2 separate regions of the Homo sapiens genome follow, and region 1 is linked to region 2. A link is a loop called in an ENCODE intact Hi-C map of the cell type or tissue named here. Cell type or tissue: mammary epithelial cell. All regions are shown on one strand. Each heading gives the region's core, and the rest is flanking DNA. Links, peaks and the distances in the headings are about the cores only.

What was found. Peaks named below come from ENCODE experiments on the same cell type or tissue, not always from the same donor. Only the 100,000 strongest peaks of a DNase experiment are listed, where the experiment ranks them.
Region 1: a loop joins it to region 2, with 21 times the contacts of the local background. A loop is called at or near these places in 3 of 110 quality-filtered maps.

The regions. Positions count from the first base shown.
Region 1 is chr18:45,693,897-45,704,246 of GRCh38, reverse strand. The region is part of intron 6 of LOC105372093 (a long non-coding RNA gene); the gene reads left to right. Among named protein-coding and RNA genes, the nearest start is that of SLC14A1, 25 kb to the left of the region's middle. In mammary epithelial cell, for the core only: no CTCF peak of the experiment used is centred there; no DNase peak of the experiment used is centred there.
Region 2 is chr18:45,769,434-45,779,783 of GRCh38, reverse strand. LOC105372093 (a long non-coding RNA gene) reads left to right here. Exons shown (of 10, transcript XR_935423.3): 3 at 1,510-1,678. Among named protein-coding and RNA genes, the nearest start is that of SLC14A1, 50 kb to the right of the region's middle. In mammary epithelial cell, for the core only: no CTCF peak of the experiment used is centred there; DNase peaks (open chromatin) are centred at 2,173 and 5,443; H3K4me3 peaks cover 486 bases; H3K27ac peaks cover 2,233 bases.

The DNA.
Region 1 (10,350 bases), core at 1,092-9,091, 75 kb after region 2:
CTGGGTAATGGGCAGAGATTGGAAGAGTGTGGAGGGCTCAGAAGGAGACAGAAAGGTGAGGGAAAATTTGAAATTTTCTAGAGACATGTTAAATTGTTGTGACTGAAATGCTAAGAGTGATATGGACAATGAAGTCCAGGCTGAGGAGGTCTCAGATGAAAATTAGGAACTTATTGGGAACTGGAGTAAAGGTCACTTTTGTTGTGCTTTAGCAAAGAGCCTGGGTGTATTGTGATCCTTCTCTAGGGATCTATGGAACTTTGAACTTGAGAGTGATGATTTAGGTTATCTGGGGGAAGACATTTCCAAATAGTAAAGCATTCAAGAAGTAGCCTGGCTGTTTCTAATAACCTATGCTCAATGTGTGAGCAAAGAAACAACCTGAAACTGGAACTTATATTTAAAAGGGAAGCAGAGTGTAAAAGTTCAGAAAATTTGCAGCCTGGCAATGTGGTAGGAAAGAAAAGCCCATTTTCATGGGGAGGAATTCAAGCAGGCTACAGAAATTTGCATAAGTGGAATGGAGCCAAATCACAACAGCCGAGACAATGGGGGAAAAGGCCTCAGGCATTTCAGAGACCTTTGCAGCAGCCCCTCCCATCACAGGCCCAGAGGCCTAGAAGGAAAGAATGGTTTCATGAGCCAGGCCCAGGGCACTGCAGCCCTGCACAGTCTTGAGACACTGGACCGTGTATCCCAGTTACTCCAGCTTCAGCTGTGGCTAAAAAGGACCCAGGTACACCTTGGGCCACTGCTTCAGAGGGTGCAAGCTAGAAGCCTTGGTGGCTTCCATGTGGTGTTAAGCCTGCAGGTGCACAGAGAGCAAGAGTTAAGGCTTGAGAGCCTCCACCTAGATTTCATAGGATGTATGGAAAAGCCTGCTGCAGAGGAAGAGCCCTCATGGAAAACCTCTGCTAAGGCAGTGTGGAATGGAAATGTGGGGTTGGACCCCCCCCAACATAGACCCCCTGGGGCACTGCCTAGTCAAGCTGTGAGAAAAGGGTCACCATCCTCCAGACCCCAGAATTGTAGACCCACCAAAGTCTTGCACTATGTACCTGGAAAAGCTGCAAACACTCAACACCAGCCCTTAAGAGCAGCCATGCAGGCTGAACACTGCAAAGCCACAGGGATAAACCTGCCCTGTGAGCCCACAGGGATGGATCTTCCCATGACTCCCCTGCTGGGTTTTAGAATTGCAGGAGGCCTATTCACCCTTTCTTTTGGCTGATCTCTCCCTTTTGGAATGAGAGTATTTACCCAATGCCTATATATCCATTGTATCTTGGAAATAACTAATTTGTGTTTCATTTTACAGGCTAATAGGCAGAAGCGACTAGCCTTGTCTCAGATGAGACTTTGGACTTTGGACTTTTGAGTTAATGCTGGAATGAGTTAAGACTTTGCAGGAATGTTGGGAAGGCATGATGGGATTTTTCAATGTGAGAAGGATATGAGGTTTGAGAGGGGCCAGGGATGGAATGATATGATTTGGATCTGAGTCCCTGTCCAAATCTCATGATTCAACATGTAATCCCCAGTGTTGGAGGTGGGGCCTGGTGGAAGGTGATTGGATCATGAGGGTGGTTTCTCATGGTCTAACACCATCCTCCTTGGAGCTGTCATCACAATAGTGAGTTCTCATGAGATCTGGTTGTTTAAAAGTGCGTGGCACCTCCTCACTCTGTCTCGGTCCTTCTCCTGCCATGTAAGATGTCTGCTCCTGCTTTGCCTTCTGCCATGAGTAAAATCTCCCTGAGGCCTACACAGAAGCTGATGCTGCCATGCTTCCTGTACAGCCTGCAGAACTGTGAGCCAATTAAACCCATTTTTCTTTAGAAATTACCCAGTCTTAGGTATTTCTTTATAGCAATGTGAGAATAGACTAATACAAGCATTGAGTCTATACACTGCTTTGAGCAGTATGGTTATTCTAACTATTGATTCTTCCTATCCATGAGCATGGAAAGTTTTTCCATTTGTTTGTGTCATCTCTGATTTCTTTGAGCAGTGTTTTGTGATTCTCATTGTAGGATCTTTCACCTCCCTTGTTAAGTGTATTCCTGGATATTTTATTCTTTTTGTCGTTATTGTGAATGGGATCGCATTCTTGATTTGACTCTCAGCTTAGACATTGTTGGTGTACAGAAATGCTACTTTTGTACATAATTTTTGTATGCTGAAACTTTGCTGAAGTTTTTAAAATCAGAAATAGGAGATTTTGGGCAGCAACCATGGGGTTTTCGAGGTATAAAATCATACCATCTTCAAACAGAGATAGTTTGAATTCTTCTCTTTTTCTATTAATGCCTTTTATTTCTTTTTCTTGCCTATTTGCTCTGGCTAGGACTTCCAGTACTATGTTGAATAGGAGCAGTGAGAAGCATCCCTTTTTTGCTCTGTTTCTCAAAGGGAATCATTCCAGCTTTTGCTTATTTAGTATGATGTTGGCTATGGGTTTGTCATAGATGGCTCTTGTTATTTTGAGGTATGTTTCATTAATGCTTAGTTCGTCAAGGGGTTTAAACATGAAGATATAATGGATTTTATTGAAAGACTTCTGCATCTATTGAGATGATCATGTGGTTTTTGTTTTTAGTTCTGTTTATGTGAAGAATCACATTTATTGATTTACATGTGTTGAACCAAACTTGCATCTCAGGGATAAAGCCTACTTGATCATGGTGGATTAGCCTTTTGATGTGCTAGTGGATTCAGTTTGCTAGTATTTTGTTGAGTATTTTTGCATTTATGTTCATCAAAGATATTGGCTTGAAGTTTCCTCTTTTTGTTGTGTCTCTGCCAGGTTTTGCTATCAGGATAATGCTGGGCTCATTGAATGAGTTGTGGAGGAGTCCCTCCTCCTTATTTGTTGGAATAGTTTAAGTAGGAATGGTACCCCCTCTTTCTTTATATACATCTGGTAGAATTCACTAGTGAATCCATCTGGTTCTGGGCTTTTTCTGGTTGGCAGGCTTCTTATTACTGATTCAATTTCGGAACTTGCTATTGGTCTCTTCAGAGATTCAGTTTCTTCCTGGTTGAATCTTGGGAGATTGTATGTTTCCAGGGATTTATCCATTGTTTCATGTTTTGTAGGTTGTGTGCCTAGAAATGTTCATAGCAGTGTTGGAGGGTTTAATTTTTGCATTTCTGTGGGGTTGACGGTAATCTCCCTTTGTTATTTCTGATTGTGTTTATTTAGATCTTCTCTTTTTTAATTCATCTAGCTAACAGTCTATTAATCTTATTTATTCTTTCAAATAACTAACTCCTGGATTTGTTGACCTTTTGTGTGGTTTTTCACATCTCAGTTTACTTCAGTTCAGCTCTAATTTTAGTTATTTCTTGTCTTCTGTAACTTTGGGGTTGGTTTGCTCTTGTTTCTCTAGTTCTTCTTGATGTGAATTAAGTTGTTAATTTGAGATCTTTCTAACTTTTTGACATAAGATAATGCTATAAAATTTCCTCTTAACACTGTTTTAGGTGTGTCCCAGAAATTCTGGTATGTTGTATCTTTGCTCTCATTAGTTTGAAATAATTTCTTGATTTCTGCCTCAATTTCATTGTGTACTCCAAAGTCATTTAGGAGCAGGTTGTTTAGTTGTTTAATTTTCATGTAATTGTATGGTTTTGAGCAATTTTCTTAGTAGTTTTTTTTATTATACTTTAAGTTTTAGGGTACATGTGCACAACGTGCAGGTTAGTTACACATGTATACGTGTGTCATGTTGGTGTGCTGCACCCAGTAACTAGTCATTTAACATTAGGTATATCTCCAAATGCTATCCCTCCCCCCTCCCCCCACCCCACAACAGGCCCCGGTGTATGATGTTCCCCTTCCTGTGTCCATGTGTTCTCATTGTTCAATTCCCACCTACGAGTGAGAACATGTGGTGTTTGTTTTTTTTGTCCTTGCGATAGTTTGCTGAGAATGATGGTTTCCAGCTTCATCCATGTCCCTACAAAGGACGTGAACTCATCATGTTTTATGGCTGCATAGTATTCCATGGTGTATATGTGCCACATTTTCTTAATCCAGTCTATCATTGTTGGACATTTGGTTGGTTCCAAGTCTTTGCTATTGTGAATAGTGCTGCAATAAACATATGTGTGCATGTGTCTTTATAGCAGCATGATTTATAATCCTTTGGGTATATACTCAGTAATGGAATGGCTGGGTCAAATGGTATTTCTAGTTCTAGATCCCTGAGGAATTGCCACACTGACTTCCACAATGGTTGAACTAGTTTACAGTCCCACCAACAGTGTAAAAGTGTTCCTATTTCTCCACATCCTCTCCAGCACCTGACTTTTTAATGATCGCCATTCTAACTGGTGTGAGATGGTATCTCATTGTGGTTTCGATTTGCATTTCTCTGATGGACAATGATGTTGAGCATTTTTTCATGCAGTTTTTGGCTGCATAAATGTCTTCTTTTGAGAAGTGTCTGTTCATATCCTTTGCCCACTTTTTGATGGGGTTGTTTGTTTTTTTCTTGTAAATGTGTTGGAGTTCATTGTAGATTCTGGATATTAGCCTTTTGTCAGATGAGTAGATTGCAAACGTTTTCTCCCATTCTGTAGGTTACCTGTTCACTCTGATGGTAGTTTCTTTTGCTGTGCAGAAGTTCTTTAGTTTAATTAGATCCCATTTGTCAATTTTGGCTTTTGTTGCCATTGCTTTTGGTGTTTTAGACATGAAGTCCTTGCCCATGACTATGTCCTGAATGGTATTGCTTAGGTTTTCTTCTAGGGTTTTTATGGCTTTAGGTCTAACATGTAAGTCTTTAATCCACTTTGAATTAATTTTTGTATAAGGTGTAAGGAAGGGATCCAGTTTCAGCTTTCTACATATGGCTAGCCAGTTTTCCCAGCACCATATATTAAATAGGGAATCCTTTCCCCATTTCTTTTTTGTCAGTTTTGTCAAAGATCAGATGGTTGTAGATATGTGGCATTATTTCTGAGGGCTCTGCTCTGTTCCATTGGTCTATATCTCTGTTTTGGTACCAGTACCATGCTGTTTTGGTTACTGTAGCCTTGTAGTATAGTTTGAAGTCAGGTAGCGTGATGCCTCCAGCTTTGTTCTTTTGGCTTAGGATTGTCTTGGCAATGCGGGCTCTTTGTTGGTTCCATATGAACTTTAAGGTAGTTTTTCCAATTCTGTGAAGAAAGTCATTGGTAGCTTGATGGGGATGGCATTGAATCTGTAAATTACCTTGGGCAGTATGACCATTTTCACAATATTGATTCTTCCTATCCATGAGCATGGAATGTTCTTCCATTTGTTAGTATCCTCTTTGATTTCATTGAGCAGTGGTTTGCAGTTCTCCTTGAAGAGGTCCTTCACATCCCTTGTAAGTTGGATTCCTAGGTGTTTTATTCTCTTTGAAGCAATTGTGAATGGGAGTTCACTCATGATTTGGCTCTCTGTTTGTCTGTTATTGGTGTATAAGAATGCTTGTGATTTTTGCACATTGATTTTGTATCCTGAGACTTTGCTGAAGTTGCCTATCAGCTTGAGATTTTGGGCTGAGATGATGGGGTTTTCTAGATATACAATCATGTCATCTGCAAACAGGGACAATTTGACTTTCTCTTTTCCTAATTGAATAGCGTTTATTTCCTTCTCCTGCCTGATTGCCCTGGCCAGAACTTCCAACACTATGTTGAATAGGAGTGGTGAGAGAGGGCATGCCTGTCTTGTGCCAGTTTTCAAAGGGAATGCTTCCAGTTTTTGTCCATTGAGTATGATATTGGCTGTGGGTTTGTCATAGATAGCTCTTATTATTTTGAGATACATCCCATCAATACCTAATTTATTGAGAGTTTTTAGCATGAAGAGTTGTTGAATTTTGTCAAAGGCCTTTTCTGCATCTATTGAGATAATCATATGGTTTTTGTTGTTGGTTCTGCTTATATGCTGGATTATGTTTATTGATTTGTGTATGTTGAACCAACCTTGCATCCCAGGGATGAAGTCCACTTGATCATGGTGGATAAGCTTTTTGATGTGCTGCTGGATTCGGTTTGCCAGTATTTTTTGAGGATTTTTGCATCAATGTTCATCGGGGATATTGGTCTAAAATTCTCTTTTTTGTTGTGTCTCTGCCAGGCTTTGGTATCAGGATGATGCTGGCCTCACAAAGTGAGTTAGGGAGGATTCCCTCTTTTTCTATTGATTGGAATAGTTTCAGAAGGAATGGTACCACCTCCTCCTTGTACCTCTGGTAGAATTCGGCTGTGAGTCCATCTGGTCCTGGACTTTTTTTGGTTGCTAAGCTGTTAATTATTGCCTCAATTTCAAAGCCTGTTATTGGTCTATTCAGAGATTCAACTTCTTCCTGGTTTAGTCTTGGGAGGGTGTATGTGTCGAGGAATTTATCCATTTCTTGTAGATTTTCTAGTTTATTTGCGTAGAGGTGTTTATAGTATTCTCTGATGGTAGTTTGTATTTCTGTGGGATTGGTGGTGATATCCCCTTTGTCATTTTTTATTGCGTCTATTTGATTCTTCTCTCTTTTCTTCTTTATTAGTCTTGCCAGTGGTCTATCAATTTTGTTGATCTTTTCAAAAAACCAGCTCCTGGATTCATTGATTTTTTGAAGCGTTTTTTGTGTCTCTATTTTCTTCAGTTCTGCTCTGATCTTAGTTATTTCTTGCCTTCTGCTAGCTTTTGAATGTGTTTGCTCTTGCTTCTCTAGTTCTTTTAATTGTGATGTTAGGGTGTCAATTTTGGATCTTTCCTGCTTTCTCTTGTGGGCATTTACTGCTATAAATTTCCCTCTACACACTGCTTTGAATGTGTCCCAGAGATTCTGGTATGTTGTGTGTTTGTTCTCGCTGGTTTCAAAGAACATCTTTATTTCTGCCTTCATTTCGTTATGTATGCAGTAGTCATTCAGGAGCAGGTTGTTCGGTTTCCATGTAGTTGAGTGGTTTTGAGTGAGTTTCTTAATCCTGAGTTCTAGTTTGATTGCACTGTGGTCTGAGAGACAGTTTGTCATAATTTCTTTTCTTTTACATTAGCTGAGGAGTGCTTTACTTCCAACTATGTGGTCAATTTTGGAATAAGTGTGGTTTGGTGCTGAGAAGAATGTATATTCTGTTGTTTTGGGGTGGAGAGTTCTGTAGATGTCTATTAGGTCCACTTGGTGCAGAGCTGAGTTCAATTCCTGGATATCCTTCTTAACTTTCTGTCTCGTTGATCTGTCTAATGTTGACAGTGGGGTGTTAAGTCTCCCATTATTATTGTGTGGGAGTCTAACTCTCTTTGTAGGTCTCTAAGGACTTGTTTTATGAATCTGGGTGCTCCTGTATTGGGTGCATACATATTTAGGATAGTTAGCTCTTCTTGTTGAATTGATCCCTTTACCATTATGTAATGGCCTTCTTTGTCTCTTTTGATTTTAGTTGATTTAAAGTCTGTTTTATCAGAGACTAGGGTTGAAACCCCTGCCTTTTTTTTGTTTTCCATTTGCTTGGTAGATCTTCCTCCATCCCTTTATTTTGAGCCTATGTGTGTCTCTTCATGTGAGATGGGTTTCCTGAATACAGCACACTGATGGGTCTTGACTCTTTATCCAATTTGCCAGTCTGTGTCTTTTAATTGGAGCATTTAGCCCATTTACATTTAAGGTTAATATTGTTATGTGTGAATTCGATCCTGTCATTATGATGTTAGCTGGTTATTTTGCTCGTTAATTGATGCAGTTTCTTCCTAGCCTCAATGGTCTTTACAATTTCGCATGTTTTTGCAGTGGCTGGTACTGTTTGTTCCTTTCCATGTTTAGTGCTTCCTTCAGGAGCTCTTTTAGAGCAGGCCTGGTGGTGACAAAATCTCTCAGCATTTGCTTGTCTGTAAAGTATTTTATTTCTCCTTCACTTATGAAGCTTAGTTTGGCTGGATATGAAATTCTGGGTTGAAAATTCTTTTCTTTAAGAATGTTGAATATTGGCCCCCACTCTCTTCTGGCTTGTAGAGTTTCTGCTGAGAAATCAGTTTTTAGTCTGATGGGCTTCCCTTTGTGGGTAACCCGACCTTTCTCTCTGGCTGCCCTTAACATTTTTTCCTTCATTTCAACTTTGGTGAATCTGACAATTATGTGTCTTGGAATTGCTCTTCTCGAGGAGTATCTTTGTGGCGTTCTCTGTATTTCCTGAATTTGAATGTTGGGCTGCCTTGCTAGATTGGGGAAGTTCTCCTGGATAATATCCTGCAGAGTGTTTTCCAACTTTGTTCCATTCTCCCCGTCACTTTCAGGTACACCAACCAGATGTAGATTTGGTCTTTTCACACAGTCCCATATTTCTTGGAGGCTTTGTTCGTTTAGTTTTATTCTTTTTTCTCTAAACTTCTCTCTAACTTCATTTCATTCATTTGATCTTCCATCACTGATACCCTTTCTTCCAGTTGATCACATCAGCTACTGAGGCTTGTGCATTCGTCACATAGTTCTCATGCCTTGGTTTTCAGCTCCATCAGGTCCTTTAAGGACTTCTCTGCATTGGTTGTTCTAGTTATCCATTCATCTAATTTTTTTTCAAGGTTTTTAACTTCTTTGCCATGGGTTCGAACTTCCTCCTTTAGCTTGGAGTAGTTGGATCGTCTGAAGCCTTCTTCTCTCAACTTGTCAAAGTCATTCTCCATCCAGCTTTATTCCATTGCTGATGAGGAGTTGCATTCCTTTGGAGGAGGAGAGGCACTCTTTTTAGAGTTTCCAGTTTTTCTGTTCTGTTTTTTCCCCATCTTTGTGCTTTTATCTACCTTTGGTCTTTGATGATGGTGACATACAGATGGGGTTTTGGTGGGGATGTTCTTTCTGTTTGTTAGTTTTCCTTCTAACAGTCAGGACCCTCAGCTGCAGGTCTGTTGGAGTTTGCTAGAGGTCCATACCAGACCCTGTTCCTGAGTATCAGCAGTGGAGGCTGCAGTACAGTGGATATTGGTGAACAGCAAATGTTGCTGCCTGATCGTTCCTCCGGAAGTTTTGTCTCAGAGGAGTACCCAGCCGTGTGAAGTGTCAGTCTGCTCCTACTGGGGGGTGCTTCCCAGTTAGGCTACTCGGGGGTTAGGTACCCACTTGAGGAGGCAGTCTGTCCATTCTCACATCTCCAGCTGCATGCTGGGAGAACCACTACTCTCTTCAAAGCTGTTAGACAGGAACATTTAAGTCTGCAGAGGATTCTGCTGCCTTTTGTTTGGCAATGCCCTGCCCCCAGAGGTGGAGTCTACAGAGGCAGGCAGGCCTCCTTGAGCTGCAGTGGGTTCCACCCAGTTCCAGCTTCCCGGCTGCTTTGTTTACCTACTCAAGCCTCAGCAATGGCGGGCGCCCCTCCCCCAGCCTCGCTGCCGCCTTGCAGTTTGATCTCAGACTGCTGTGCTAGCAATGAGTGAGGCTCCATGGACATAGGACCCTCGGAGCCAGGCACGGGATATAATCTCCTGGTGTGCCGTTTGCTAAGACCTTTGGAAAAGCACAGTATTAGGGTGGGAGTGACCCGATTTTCCAGGTTCTGTCTGTCACCCCTTTCTTTGACTAGGAAAGGGAATTCCCTGACCCCTTGCACTTCCCAGGTGAGGCAATGCCTTGCCCCGCTTTGGCTCATGCTCGGTGCGCTGCACTCACTGTCCCACATCCACTTTCCGACACTCCCCAGTGAGATGAACCTGCTACCTCAGTTGGAAATGCAGAAATCACCCGTCTTCTGCGTCGCTCACACTGGGAGCTGTAGACTGAAGTTGTTCTTATTCGGCCATCTTGGCTCTTCATGTCAGTAGTTTTTTTTTTTTTTTTTTTTTTTTTTTGAGACAGAGTCTTGCTCTGTCACCCAGGCTGGAGTGCAGTGGTGCAGTCTCAGCTCACTGCAATCTCTGCCTCGCGGGTTCAGGTAATTCTTCTGCCTCAGCCTCCTGAGTAGCTGGGACTACAGGCGTGTGCCACCACATGCAGCTAATTTTTGTATTTGTAGTAGAGACAGGGTTTCACCATGTTGGCCAGGATGGTATTGAACTCCTGACCTCAGGTGATCCACCTGCCTCAGCCTCCCAAAGTGCTGGGATTACAGGTGTGAGCTACTGCACCTGGCCCCTATTGATTTTTATTTTATTGCTCTGTGATCTGATAATGTGTTTGGTATGATTTCGGATTTTTTGAATTTGATGAGGGTTGTTTCATGGTTGGTTGTGTGATTGATTTTAGAGTATGTGCCATGTGCAGCTGAGAAGAATGTATATTCTGCTGTTTTTGGGTGGAGAGTTCTGTAGATGTCTGTTAGGCCCATTTGGTCAGGTGTCGAGATTGAGTCCTGAATGTCTTTGTTCGTTTTCTGCCTTGATGGTATGTC
Region 2 (10,350 bases), core at 1,739-9,738:
TTGGGGCCCCGAAGGGCTGCACTGTCAGACTAAGCTGGAATTAAACTTCACATGGATTCTAGCCTTAGTCATCTGGGTGGCTCAAAAAATTTGAAGCTTTGACTTTGAATTGAAGCAATCTTTGTTGGATTACTAGTGTCTCTAGATGCCTGGCATAGAAACTGAAAATCATGTCCAGAAGAAGATATCATCCTAAGTCTCACATTATTTCTACAGATACTTTTTCAAACGTAATGTTCAACACACAGTAATAAATAACCAAGCAAATGAGGAATGAAGACAACATTCAAAGAACAGCACAAACAAGAAGTAACAGAAAGATATTCATGGTCATTATTGACAGTGGGATTACCAGGCACTCTAAAGCAACATTATAATATACTCAAGAAAACAAAGACCTGGCCGGGTGTGGTGGCTCACGCCTGTAATCCCAGCACTTTGGGAGGCCGAGGTGGGCGGATCACCTGAGGTCAGGAGTTCGAGACCAACCTGGTCAGTATGGTGAAACCCCACCTCTACTAAAAATACAAAAATTAGCCAGGTGTGGTGGCAGGCACCTGTAATCCCAGTTACTCAGGAAGCTGAGGCAGGGGAATGGAATCGCTTGAACCCGGGAGGTGAAGCTTGCGGTGAGGAGAGATTGTGCCATTGCACTCTAGCCTGGGCAACAGAGCAAGACTCCGTCTCAAAAACAAAAACAAAAACAAACAAAGAAAGTAAAGGCCAAACTTGAAATTTGTTGGCAAGGATTGGAAATTGGAAGCTATAAAAAGTAATTGTCCACATTTGATAGAGAACCTCTAGAAACACTCTAATTAAAAATATAATAACCAAAATCAAGATCTCAATGATGTATTTAGCAGCAAATAAATACAGTTAATGAAAGAACTAGGAGAAAGGTCAAAAGCAACTATCCAGACTTAACTCAGGAAAAAGCATGAAAATTCAGAGGAGTCAGAGACATATGCAGTTTGATCAGCATGTATGCTAAATGTGTACCTATTCAAATGGGATCCCCAATGGAGAGAAGAGAGTGAGCATTTGAAAAGATAATGGTTGAGAATTCCCCCAAACAGATAAAAATCCTACGAATCTCAAGCAGCATAAATAAAATGTACTCATACCTAGACATATCATAGTCCAATTTCAGAAGACCAAAATCAAAGAGAAAAATTTTAAAAGCAGACAAGTGACAATAGACAGAAGCAACAATTAGAATGCTGGTAAACCAGGTGCAGTGGTGCCTGCCTGTAGTCCAAGCTACTCAAGAGGCTGAGGCGGGTGGGAGGATTGCTTGAGGCCAGGAGTTCGAGGCTGCAGTGAGCTATGATTGCACCTGTGACTAGCCATGGCACTCCAACCTGGGCAACACTGTGAGACCCTCATCTCCAAGAACAAAAAGAATGACAGCAGACTTCTCAAAAATGATAACAGAAATAAGAAAATAGTAGAATGATATTTTCAATTTGGCCAATCTAGAATTCTACACCTAGTAAAAATATTTTTCAGTAATCATGGTAAAATAAAGTCAGTGAAATAAAAACTGAAAGAAGCTGCCACCAAGAGACCTGCACTAAAGGAAATTCTGACAGATATTCTTTGGGTAAAGAGAAGATCCCAGATGAAAGCTTGGAGATGAAGGAAAAATTGAAGAGGAATGAAAATGGAAACAACACAGGTAAATATAAATGAATACTGACTATGCAAAATGAAAATAATAATGACTAGTGGGGTTTAAAATACATACTCAAGATCCATGATAACGATAGCAAGTCAGGAGGGAGGTAATAGAGTTAAAGTGTTCTAAGGTCCTTGCATTGTCTGGGAGGACGGAAAATTAAGAGTTAACATTAATGTTTAATAAATCAATGATATATGTTGTAATTTCAAGAGTGGCCACTAATAGCCTAATAAAAGTATGAAAAATCCTCCCATCAAGCCCACTTTCAGTGGCATATGTAGTGCCACCACCAGTTCTATCTTTGACTTTCACAGCTCCCCTTCATAGCATCTCTGCTATTTGCTACAGCTATTAGATATATTCACTGCCCCAGACAATGTTGATTGTTCCAGTCTCTGTTCATTTATTAGTCTATTCTCTGCTCCTGGGAGGCTTTCTTCTCATATCTGTTCACATCCTTTTCTGTCCAGTCATCATGCAATTTCTGCCTCTGCCCCAATCATGTTTCCCCTAACTACTCTGCCACCCACAGTTTCTCTGTCCACCAAACTCCTAAATCCTTAATGGAATGACTCACTTAAGATTGGATTTATTATACACTTATTACGTTGTGGCTATTTGGAGAATATGTTTTATTTTTCCTAAAATAGAGGTTCCTTGAGGATAAGGATCATGTCTTTAATAAGTTTTTAACTCCTATGTGTCTATCACTATGCCTTGCCAAGGAGACACTTTGTGTTTTATTTGTACTCTGTGTAAATAATTTTTACAGAAATAGGTAACCATGGAAAGCCATTTAATATCTGTGAGTTGTTTTACAGCTGTTAAAATGATTAAAACAATACCTACTCTAATTCTTAAGGTTGATGAGAAGTTGAAATGGGCTAATGGATATGAAATAATTTGTATTATGTAATGTACTATAAAGAATTACTAACAGTTGCTGGGTGTGGTGGCTAATCCCAGCACTTTGGGAGGTTGAGGTGGGTGGATCACCTGAGGTCAGGAGCTCGAGACCAGCCTGGCCAACATGGTGAAACCCCATCTCTACTAAAAATATAAAAATTTAGCTGAGGATGGTGGTGGGTGCCTGTAATCCCAGCTACTCGGGAGGCTGAGGCAGGAGAATCACTTGAACCTGGGAGGTGGAGGTTGCAGTGAGCCGAGATCGGGCCTGGGTGACAAGAGTGAAACTCCGTCTCAAAAAAAAAAAAAAATTACTAACAGTAATAAGCATTGATCAAATCATTGGGGTAACACGAAGAGCTTTAAATTATCAATGATTAGAGATCAAAAAGAACCAGAAAGCCACTATCTGAGCCCTCAGTTGACAAAAGGATTCAATTCATCCATTCATTCACTCATGCATTGATGATTACTGTAGTGGCTAACATTGTGTCAGACACTGAACGTGCAGAAGTACAAGTTTCTGCTCACACCTCGCTCAGTCTGGTGGGTGACCTGATAAAGGTGGTAAATGGATATAACATTTACAAGGTGCTACAACAACACAGAAGGGAGACACCTGACCTTGGGAGGTGTGAGATGGCCTTCCTGGAAGAGATAATCACAAAACAAGTCTTACAGGACAAATAGGAGATAGTAATGGAAGAAAAAGGCTATGTCAGGAAGAGCAGCATATGTAAGCCTGGGTTTCAAAGAGGAAATCTCTTTAGAGAAAGTTTTATCAGTTTTATGTAGATGAGAAAGACTGTTGCCTTAAGAGACTGGACAGTTACATGAGGACCACATCAGTGAGGGCCTTGTATGGCCTCATGAACCACATTAAAAAGTATCAGCTCTCTTCTGTGCAAGGGACTCGCCAGATCATTTAGTCCAGTTTGTCACCAAATGACAGCATGAATCAGAAACACTTGGAGGGCTGTTGAAAGACATTCCTGGGCTCTCCGCTGAGTCCCTCATTCAGTAGATCTAGGACTGGCCTATAGTTTTCATTTCTAACGAGGTCCCAGCTGATGCTGATGTTGCTGGTCTGGGGACCAATTTGAGAACCACTTCTCTAGTCCAGCCTTTTCTTTCAGATAAACCACTGAGCACTAGAGGTGAAATTCATTAACGAAAGTCGTCAGCTCAAATAGGGCAAACTAACCGAGCAACCAGAGCTGATATCCGCCTTCCCCTAAACCCTTCGCAGTGGAGCTGTCCCTTCCAGGATCATCAGTAGCCTTACCTCCCTCCCTCCCCTTCAAGAATCCCACCCCTTCAGTGCTCTGCTTTTAGCGTCTGTAAGGGAAGGAAATTGGTTGCACCAACTTATGTTAGGATTTACTTTTAAAGAAGGTCCTTAGGAAAGGCAGCGTTTTAACCTAAGGGAGTGCATTTTCAAGAGTGGATTTTCAGGCAGGGAGCGCAGCAGGCGTTTCCCGACATGCCCGTGAGCAAGACTCGATCACGGCCCAGAAACCCTGCTTTGCAGAGGTGACCACCCCGGCCCGCCCGGAAGAACCGGGCCCGAGCTGCCGCGCCGCCACGGTGACTCGGCCATAAGACCCGCCAGACGGGTAAGGTTCCTGGTCTGAGGCTGCCCCTTCGGCTTTGCACAGCTTCCTCGTGCCGCCGCGCCCCGCCGCTGATTCCACGCTGCGAAGCGTGGGCCCAAGCACTGCGGCACTTGAGTCATAGCTTCATAAGCGACTTTCCTGAGAATGCTAGGGCTTGGGGTGATATTACGGACGGTAGCGTAACGTCCCTTCGGAAGGAACCCAGCTTCCAGCAGCCCAGTGCGCCGCCCTTCTCCTTCCCCCCATTTCTTCCCGCCCAGCCAAGAGTGTCAGGCAAACCCTTCCCGGCTGCCGGCAACCCAACAGTTCCGCCTTCTTCAGGGTTCTCAAGCTCAGAGTCTTCCAACCTTCCAAATACAGCATTCTGCCCAGGAGGTATTTCTTAAGGTTGTTGAATTCTCTGAGTCTTGAAGCTTGTAGGTCATCCCCTGTGTCTGTCTTGTTCTCTGCAGTTTAAGACAGGCTTAATAATAGCAACTAATTTTATTATTATTATTAACAGCTGCCTGAACAATGTCATGCCCTGTCTCTTTAATTGATTCAGTATATTGCTCATGGGTCTTCCATCTACATTGTCCTTCATTAGGCATGTGGGGCATTCAAACATGGACAGCACACACTTTCTGCACTCCAGGAACTTAAATATAATGTTGGGAAAACAAATACCACAGGAAGAGTTAACATACCATTCTCCAGCATTTTAGGTAGGAATGATACACACATGTTACCATCTGTGAATGGTAGAAGAAAGTCACCTGAGTGGGCAGTGGAGGCTTCAGAAAGGAGGTGGGGCTTGAAGTGTACTTTGGTGGGCTAGGTAGCTATTAGTTGGGTGGACAGGAGAAGAGGGGTCCTTTCCACATTGGAAGTGGAGTAGGAGGGAAGTGAGGTGAGGAATGACATGACCAAGGTTGGGGATGGGAAGACTGACATAGGTGGGAGGTGTATGTTGACATGTGAACCTTCATCTCCAAGAGATACAGTCCTATCTTTGTATTTTGGGTGACCATCAGCCTTAGTAATGCAACAAGATGTGACACTCCCCTCCCTATCTGGCCCCACCTGAGACCTAAGACAAAGACTGAGTAACACAGTCCTGTGGGCTCTGGCTTTTATGCCTCCCTCAAAGCCACTGGGAAATGGCACATACCTTTGGCAGGCACATGAGGTCCAAACAGAGAAACAGGAAGCTGTCTGGGTTTTATGGGCAGCCACATAATAGAAGAGTGATGTTTGTCTTCTAGGGTGATGTTTATGATTAAGAAGACCTGTTTAAACATGGTTAGTGGGTTATTCAAACCCCATTTAGGGAGAGCTAAAGGAAACCTTAGTTTCTATGGGTTCTTAGTTAATAATCAGAGCAGGGCTGGAAGAGAAGGACAGGATGTGGTGAGCAGAGGGGAAGAGAGAGGATTCCCAGGGGAAGACTAAAGTTGATAAGACACTCTGAACATTACTTCATATACTAAGGCTTTATTTATTCTAACAGACCTTTTCTCCTTGAAAAGATAATAAAATCTGTAATATCATCACTTCAAAGGAAAGGAAGCATTAAATCATTTTAGATTCAGAGGGTAGCAAGTTTTAATTAGGACTTACTACTGGGGGAGGCAGTGGGAGTGGGCATCTTCTCACATCTGGTGTAAAATTGATGATCTTTTTCTGGTTTGTGTAGAAGGCTATGAATAGAAGATGGAGAAGAAACACCAGGGAGACTGCTTGGTGTTCAGGCCCTCTCCTCCTAGGTCTCTACACAAATGCTGCATTGATTTCTCTCTTCTAGTCTTCACCTTGGAGATTCTTTAGGGCTACTAAATTCTTCTTTTAAGGTGGGGCATGGTGGCTCACACCTGTAATCCCAGCACTTTGGGAGGCTGAGGCAGGTGAATCATTTTAGGTCAGGAGTTCGAGACCAGCCTGGCCAACTTGGTGAAACCCCGTCTCTACTAAAAATACAAAAAAATTAGCAGGGCTTAGTGGCACCTGCCTGTAATCTCAGCTACTCAGGAGGCTGAGGCAGGAGAATTAATTGAACCCAGGAGGTGGAGGTTGCAGTGAGCTGAGATCAAGCCACTGCACTCCAGTCTGGGTAACAGAGTGAGACTCTATTAAAAAAAAATTATTCCTTTAAAATGAAACACTTTAATGGGAGGAGAGGAAGGATAATAGAAGGGTAAAGAAGGAAGAAGGCCAACCTGGCAAACATGACAAAACCCTGTCTCTACTAAAAATACAAAAATTAACCTGGTGTGGTGGCACACACCTGTAATCCCAGCTACTCAGGAGGTGAGATGGGAGGACTGCTTGAACCCAGGAGGTGGAGGTTGCAGTGAGCTGAGATCATGGCATTGCACTGCAGCCTGGGTAAAAAGAAAGAAGGAGAAGGAGAAGGAGAGGGAAGGAGGGGGAGAGGGAGGGGGAGGGGGAGGGAAGAAGAAGAAAGAAGAAGAAGAAGGAAGAAGAAGGGAAAAGAAAGAAGGAGAAGGAGGAGAAGAAAGAAAAAAGAAGAAAGAAGGAAGAGAGGCATAAGACCAGAAGGATTCTAAGGTTTAGGGCATCTTGAGGGAAGAAGATCTGAGAGGGGATCTTCAGAGGACCTTGGAGAGAACTGGATTGTTGGGAAAGGGCATCAACAATGAACTGAGAATGCACTAGGACAGACTTTGCCTAATGTGTGCTCAGTGATAATACAAAAATTGTGTTAAATGCCAACTATGAGAAATTTGCTTCAGAACTCATGAGGGTTTTTCAGATTTCTCTTGCCACTTGAAAAACTAATCAGAAACGTAATGACCTAAATCAATAAGCCCATTGTATTATGTCTAGTGATTTTGTGGGTCAGAAATGAGCGGGGGGGCTCTGCTAGATGATTCTGCTATTCTCTATGGAGTCTATGAAGATCACTTAATGGTACTCTGCTACCATTTAAGAGGAAGAAGTGGAAAAAGTCAACTAATAAATATTCTTTGAGCACCTACTTAGTATGGCACAGGCTCTGCTGCCAGAATGTAGCAGTCTCTTCCAACCTGTATGGCCTTGCAAGAGTCACTTAGCTTCTCTAAGTGTCAGTTTTGTAGGGAAACTTCCTCATGGTATTATTATGAAGTTCCAATGAGATCATATATATGAGTACCTATTAAATATAAGTTGGTGCTGCTGCTGTTTTTGTTTCTCTGGGAAAGCTATCTTGCTTATGTGTGGAAGCCCAAGGATATAGCAGACACGATCCCTATTATTAAGCAGCTTAGAGAGACAAGCCCTACACCACAGATGGATAATATAACAATGCACGATAGCAGTGACAAGTGCTGGCTTAACATGGGAGATTAGTGGAAGGGAGATGACTGTGATCCTACAGGACTTCATGGAAGGTGAACAGGTTTCAGATGAGTGAGTAGAAGAAGGGCATTCCAGGCTGCAGGGGAAGCCGAGATAAAGGGGAAAGCTGAAGGGATGTAGTAGGAGTATCGAGTAAGGTTCTTGTGGGGAAGTGGGGTTAGTTAAGCCTGGAAAGCAAGTGGGATGGACTGGAAGTTCTGAAATTCCACCATAAGCCCTTTATCCTGTTTTAAGTTGTTTTTCATGAATTTCCATTGAAATATTCTAAACAGGAACTTGCTGGAGTCCAAAGCTGCACCACAAGCAGGACATCTCATGGAAGTCTCATATTTCATCTCAGAAATTCATGTAATTTTTGTGTTTGGCTCAGCAATGTCTTCAGATTTATTTTTTCATATAAAAATAGTCTTTTAAATTACTTACCGTTGAGTAAAAGGGAAGGACCCAGTGAAGTATTCTTCAGCTTCCGTTCCTCCAGGCACGTGGTCTCATGCCACTGTGGGGCTGACCCCGGTGTGAGACATGAGGCCATGTAGGGTTTGGGTGAGCACAGACTGGAATGAAAGCAGTGTTCATAAATAGTCTACTGTGGGGGTGGGGGTAGGGGTGATGTGGAGACTAGTGGAGTTGCTGGAGGAGAGTGCCTGAGACTCTGAAATGAAGGGCTCGCTAGAAGCGGTGAGAGGACACCTTAATTTCTGCAGATCCAAGTTGACATCAGATGCAGTCACTTACTGGTGGCATGACCTGGTGAAGGTGTAACCTTTCTCAACCTCAGAGCTCTTACTCACTGTAAGCCAAACTTTATAATAGTGTCTTCCTTGAGGGGTTAGTGGGATTTGATTAAAGGTGATTTGTATGGTTTGGCTGTGTCCCCACCCAAATCTCATCTTGAATTGTAGCTCTCATAATTCCCACATGCTGTGGGAGGGACCAGGAGGGAGATAATTGAATCGTGGGGGCAGTTCCCCCATACTGTTCTTGAGGTAATGAATAAGTCTCACGAGGTCTGATGGTTTGATAAGGGGTTTCCTCTTTCACTTTGCTCTCATTCTCTCTTGCCTCCTTCTATGTAAGACATGCCTTTCAGGCCGGGTGCAGTGGCTCACGCCTGTAATCCCAGCACTTTGGGAGGCCAAGGTGGATGGATCACCTGAGGTCAGGAGTTCGAGACCAGCCTGGCCAACATGGTGAAACCCTGTCTCTACTAAAAATACAAAAATTAGCTGGGTGTGGTGGTGGGCACCTGTAATCCCAGCTACTCAGGAGGCTGAGGCAGGAGAATGGCTTGAACCGGGGAGGCGGAGGTTGCAGTGAGGTGAGATCACGCCATTGCACTCCAGCCTGGGCAACAAGAGTGAAACTCCATCTCAAAAAACAAACAAAAACAAAACAAAACATGCCTTTCACCTTCCACCATGATTGTGAGGCCTCCCCAACCACATGTAACTGTGAGTCCGTTAAACCTCTTTCCCTTATAAATTATTCAGTCTTGGGTATGTCTTTAATAGCAGTGTGAGAACAGGCTAATGCAGTAATAAGTAAGTTTCTAATAGTTCCTGCACCTAATGGGGACTTAGCACTGTGAGTCTTCCTTTCCAATCCTCTTTTCCGTCTTTCTCTCCATGCCTCCCTGCCTTGTGCCTCCAGCATGATGAAGTGGCAGTGGGAATTCAGGCAAGGAAGTAATGGCTGTATCTCTTCTTCCAAAGCCCACCATCAATTTCCCCTATGTTTCTGAGTCACTTAGCCTCAGTTCCAGTTTCCACATCTGCAGAATGGGAAAACTTCCTCATGAATATTAGGAGGTTCAAATGAGGTCACATATGAATACTCAGTAAATTTCAGTCCTTTAAATTGTCCCAAGTGTCTTCCATCTTTAAAAGAATCACCTTCCCGTCTCCCATCCAGCACTGGTTGCCTCCCTCTTTTAAATTCTTTACAGATTCGCTTCACCAAGGTTTTCCAACTCATTGTCCTCACTTCCTACCTCCCACCTCCCATTCTCTCTTAAATCTAAGGCTCTCTGGCTTTGCGCCCACCACTCCAAGCTGTGCCTCCCAAGATCATCAGGGACCTCTTCATTGTGGAATCTCATGGACAACCTTTTGGAAACAGTGGCCATGATTAACACTCCTTTCCTAAAATCTTTTCTTCCTTTGAATTTTGTAGTACCCACTCTCATAGTTTTCCTTCTGCCTCTCTGGTGACTCTTAGCTTTTCTTATGCCCATTTTCTTCTGTTGCAGCTTAAAGGCTGATTTTTTTCCCTGGGGTTTTATGTTCATCTTCTTCTCACTCTTAATTCTTTCCTGGGGTCATTTTATTGGCTTGTGGTTTGATTTATCATCTGCTGCCTAAATCACTGTCTTAAGTCTCAGGCCATTACGGTCAACTGCCTCCTGGGAGGCTTTACTTGGATTCTTCTGCCCCAACCTTTGCAACTTGCTTCCTTTCTGTGTTTGACTTTTCACTGACTGTCACCACCTCAGGTGCCCGAAGTAGTCATTGCTGACTATCCCCTTTGTCTTATTCTTCAAGTGAAATCAATCACTAAGTCTTAGTTCTACAACTCAAAGTGCTTTAGGGAATTTTCCTTTTATCCGTCCCACTACCATTCTCTTGTGTCAGACTTTCATTGTTTCCTACCTGGAGTGTTGCACTAACTTTCTTACTAGTCTCCCTAGTTGGAATACTGCTCTGCTACAGCCCATTCTCTACATGCAGCTAGAGTTGCTCCCCAGCCTTGAACCTTCCAGTGCCTCTCTATTGCCTTCAGGACAAAGCCCACATTCCTGTACTTGTGTGC